2 separate regions of the Homo sapiens genome follow, and region 2 is linked to region 1. Evidence: chromatin loops called from intact Hi-C (ENCODE). Cell type or tissue: PC-9. All regions are shown on one strand. Region 1 has its middle 8.7 kb from the start of ANKRD33B. Region 2 holds the start of MIR6131 (microRNA 6131).

Region 1 (2,500 bases):
AGGAAGGGAGAGTAGCCTGGAGTTCTGCTCATAGCCTTGCAGAGGGGCAAGGCTGAGGACTGAATTCTCTAGGACAGAGACTGTTCCCTGTTGTATGCTAAAGCAGCACGTGGCTTGAGTGCCTGGGAAACATTTCTGATGACTAAGTGAAGGAGGGATGGCTGAGCCAGCCCAGCTCTCCTGTGACCCTAAACCTAAAGCAACCTACTCCACCTACCTAACCCAGAAGCGACATGCTTAGCAGTGCCAAAGCTCAGCTCAACCCTGGCACAAAGTGTGTGGGAACAAAATCCACGCTCCTAAGACGTGGACTGCAATGGAGCTGGAGCTGATGGTTACTAATTTTCTTCCTTTTCTTTCTTTCTTTTTTTTTTTCTTTTTCTTTGAGACAAGGTCTTACTCTATCACCCAGAATGGGATGCAGTGGCAAATCATAACTCACTGCAGCCTCCAACTCCTGGACTCAAGCAATCCTCCCACCTCAGCCTCCCAAGTAGCTGGGACCACAGGCATGCATCACCATGCCCGGCTAATTTTTTATTTTTTGTAGAGATAGGGTCTCCCTATGCTATATTGCCCAGGCTGGTTTTGAACTCCTGGGCTCAAGCCATCCTCCTGCTGTGTCCTCCCACAGTGCTGGGATTACAGGTGCAAGCCACTGCACCTGGCCCATTACTACTTTTCACTAGCACACTTTTTTTTGCACTTGAGTACGACTGCCTCTGTTTCCATGGCTGTATATGTATATAGGGTTTAGACTCTCTCAGACAATTCACCAGAACATTTTGGTATTTCATTTTTAGAACCAAAAATACCCCAAGTTTATAATGATAAAAATTCCCAAGTTCTATTCTCTCTCCTAATCTGGAGTTATTCAGTCAACTGGCTTACTGAGCACGGCAGATGCACACTCCACTTCTCAATATGCACACTTTGTCATGGTTTTCCTCCTCAGAAGCCCCCACCGGTGACTCATGCCCACATTCCCTGTGTCAGCAGCCGGCTCCCAGGCCCCGCAGCAGACCTGCCAGGATGCCTCGGGGCTTGTGGCTTCTGGTCTCTTTGTTGGCATAGACTTCCCCTCCCATCCCTTGTAAACATTTTCCTCAATAGTATTTACTCAGTTTGATGTATTACTTACATATGTAGTCCAGATATCCACTGCAGGCATTGGGAGGGAGAGAAGAGGATCCCGGTGTCATCCTGCTTGCAGTTATTCATAATGTTGAGATTCCTGTGTGTGCAACCTGTTCACAGGATGTGCAGCTACCGAGCACTCAAACTGGAAGGGCGGGAAGGTGTTGCTGAAGAGGTGGGATGTCACCGAAAAGAACAGGACCTCAATAAAACTCTCAAGTTTAGGTGGTGGAGCAGAAAGTATAGTCTGTTGAGGGGAATAGACCAGACACACATACACGCATGCCTCAGAGGACAGAGCAGCACAGCCGGTTTTGACTTCATATAAGAATTCTCTCTCTCTCTCTCTTTATTTATTTATTTATTTATTTATTTGGTTTTTGTTGTTGTTGTTGTTGTTTTTGAGACAGAATTTTGCTCTTATTGACCAGGCTGGAGTGCAGTGGCGCAATCTCAGCTCACTGCAACCTCCGCCTCCCAGGTTCAAGCGATTCTTCTGCCTCAGCCTCTCAAGTATCTGGGATTACAGGTGCCCGCCACCTACCCCAGTTAATTTTTGTATTTTTAGTAGAGACGGGGTTTCACCATGTTGGCCAGACTGGTCTCGAACTCCTGACCTCAGGTGATCCGCCCACCTCAGCCTCCAAAAGTGCTGAGATTACAGGTGTGAGCCACTGAGCCCAGCCTCTTTTTCTCTCTTACATATGATTTTTCACTGCACCTCAACTCAATCTCTACTGTCTGTCTTTGAGTTCCAGATTCTGGGGCCCAATTTGCCCTTCCCCAGGTTGTCAGAAGAATGGAACCAAATCTCACCTCTCCCTTAGTTTCAGATCATCCACCCTTTGAAGAAGGTGTCTGAACTCCATCAGTGTATTTTTTAAGTCTTTTTTTCCTAAGCCCTAATGATATCTACAACTGAATGCCCTTCCTTTTCCCCACTCCAGCACTCTAGGGACCCTTGCTTTGGGCCCTCTATTGGGGCCGCTTCCTCACTTCCCTCACACTGTCTCCAACACCTGGCAGCTCCTTTCCACTGCTTCTTCCTCTTGCACCTTCCCACCGTCCCCAGCCTCTCGTCCTATCCAGTCCACCCCACACTGATGCGGTTCTCAGACTTCCCAGATATCACTGCACAATCAGAGGGCCGCAGGGGGACCACCGTCCATTACACATACGTCCACCCCATGAACTGAGATCACTCTCACCAGCGTAAAATCTGCTTTTATTGGCACAATATGAAATCACAACAAGTGCCCCCCACCCTCCACCCAGCACACCTGCATGCACACACACACACACACACACACTCATACACATGCATATACATACACAAGCTCTCCAGTGAAGATGAGTGTGTCTC
Region 2 (2,500 bases), 76 kb after region 1:
CTGGCTGCGCATCAATTGCCTGGCACATAGATGACAGCCATTAAATGCTTTTCGAATTAATGAAAAAAATCTATCAGTCTATATTTGTGTATTTCGTAGCTCCAGGGGACAATCAAAAGAAAATAAAATCCCCCAGCTGAAATAACTACATTGGTTTATGGCCTATTTATTCATTTATCTGCCCTTGTGGAAGCTAAGAAGTTCCTATTTTTAGCACCTCCCATGCTCAGACATGGGTTATTTTTTGTCTTCAAACTCTCCTAAAGAGTTGACATGTTGGCTGGGCACAGTGGCTCATGCCTGTAATCCCAGCACTTTGGGAGGTCGAGGCAGGCGGATCACCTGAGGTTGGGGGTTCAAGACCATCCTGACCAACATGGAGAAACCCCGTCTCTGCTAAAAAGACAAAATTAGCCAGGCGTGGTGGCGCATGCCTGTAATCTCAGCTACTTGGGAGGCTGAGGCAGGAAAATTGCTTGAATTCAGGAGGCAGAGGTTGCGTGAGCCGAGATCGTGCCATTGCACTCCAGCCTGGACAACAAGAGAAACTCCGTCTCAGAAAAAAAAAAGAGTTGACATGTCCCAGCCTATTACCGCAAAGCCGTGCCGTGCATTTAGTGAGAGGAGACAGTAGGGACAGGAGCTCAGGCAAGAGGCCTCCTCTCCCACAGTGCCCAGGAAATAGTCACAAGGTGAGACGCCCGAAGCAGCTGCCAGCCGAGTCCCAGCCTGGCGTCCTGTGCTCTCCCTCGGGTTTCCAGGGAAGCAGGTGTGGCAGCCCCACCTCTGCCCACCCTGTTCTCACTCCACTTCCAGAGAGGAGGGTGCGGGTGTGAACTCTGCAGCCCGTGTTTGCAACTCTGCCAAGTAGGCGTGACCAAATGGCAATTTAAAAGCCACTCACCTAAAGATGTGGGGTGTCTGAGCCAAGCCTGAGCGCCCATTCTAATCCTGTAGAAATATTTGAAAGAGAATAGTCATCACATCTGGGGGGCTGGGCTCAAGATTTTTCTAGCACTGACTCACTCACAGAACTTGGGCAAGTCTTTACATTCTCCAGGTCTCAATTTCTGCATGGAAGCATGGAGACAGTCATTGTAGACCAGTGTCACTTTCCCTTATATGCTGGGGACTTGAAAGAACTATTACACACTCCAAAGTGACTAATTTATAGCTTAATCACTTGTAACATCTTTCTAACCTACTCACACACGTTACCATAATTATAGCAGCCACCTCAAAAACAAGGACACCAGGATAATCATGAAAACACTAAAAACAGAGTGCTAAAATATAGCTGATTTCGAAGGCATTAATCTTCCTAATCCTTCTGTGTGGACAAGAGGCTGCAAATATTGGTGAAAACATCATCCTCATCATCATCACATATCTTTACAACACCCTATATATTCTTTCCAAAATTGGCCATGCCATTTTGCCATCTTTTCCCGCTCCTGAGATAAGTAGAAAACTATTCTTATTTTCTCCAATTAGCACTTCTTTTAGGCATTGGAAACCTAGCAAGATTTGGGGAGGAAGATTTACTGGCTTGAAGAGTGTTTCCCACCCCAAAATTCATGTCCACCCAGAACCTCAGAATGTGGCCCTATTTGGAAACAGGGCTGTTGCAGATGTCATTAAGATGAGATCATACCACAGTAGGGTGAGCTCTAAATCCAACGACTGCTGCCCTTTACGAGAGGAGAGGATGCACAGTCGTACGCACAGAGAAGACCATGTGAAGAGGGAGGCAGAGATTGGAGTAATGCACCCACACGCCAAGGAATGCCAGGGATTGTCAGCATCACCAGAAGCTGGCAGAAGCAGGAAGGACCCCCACCCCCAGCCAGAGCCTTAGAAGGAAGTGTGGCCCTGCCAATCAAGTCCGGGAAGCTAGAAGTCCAAAAATTTCTAGCCTCCAGGACTGTGAGAGAATAAATCTCTGTTGCGGAAGCCCCTGAGTTTGTGATACTTTGTCGGGGCAGCCCCAGGAAGCTAATACAGAAAGGGTACTGGGAAACTGGGAGCCAGAGGCTCAGAAGGGAGCTCACAGAGGCTGCAGGAACTCAGCTACCACTCAAGTATCTGGAGAGGGCTCAAGGTTTCTCTGGTTGCACCTTGATCCATCCCAGTAGACACACAGTGCAGGGCCCACCACGTGCAGTCATGAAGCCGGGAGGACCCCGGGTCTCTGTCCACTCCCATCTGACCAGCCAGAACCCACCATCTCTGGCTCTACCCATGGAAGGAGGGCACCACCTGACCAAAGCAGAGGGAATGCGGGATGAGAAGGGGCAGCAACGAGTGTGCCTGATGTGCTCGCTGCTGATTAAAGCTTCCTTCAACAGAGAGTTTTATCCTGGAGGATTTTGAATAGTTTTTTTTCTTTTTTTAGACAGAATCTCACTCTGTCACCAAGGCTGGAGTGCAGTAGTGTGATCTTTGCTCACTGCAACCTCTGCCTCCCGGGCTCAAGTGATTCTCCTGTCTCAGCCTCCCA

What was found. A loop is a pair of places that touch in the nucleus more often than their neighbours do. Peaks named below come from ENCODE experiments on the same cell type or tissue, not always from the same donor. Only the 100,000 strongest peaks of a DNase experiment are listed, where the experiment ranks them.
Region 2: a loop joins it to region 1, with 2.8 times the contacts of the local background. A loop is called at or near these places in 15 of 110 quality-filtered maps.

What each region holds. Positions count from the first base shown.
Region 1 is chr5:10,554,074-10,556,573 of GRCh38, reverse strand. No RefSeq gene overlaps it. Among named protein-coding and RNA genes, the nearest start is that of ANKRD33B, 8.7 kb to the left of the region's middle. In PC-9, no CTCF peak of the experiment used is centred here; DNase peaks (open chromatin) are centred at 143 and 1,063; H3K4me3 peaks cover 684 bases; H3K27ac peaks cover 2,059 bases.
Region 2 is chr5:10,477,822-10,480,321 of GRCh38, reverse strand. It overlaps MIR6131 (microRNA 6131), which reads right to left and starts at 2,285; the gene lies at 2,177-2,285. It also overlaps a transcript of ROPN1L not described here. In PC-9, no CTCF peak of the experiment used is centred here; a DNase peak (open chromatin) is centred at 1,011; H3K4me3 peaks cover 804 bases; H3K27ac peaks cover 1,984 bases.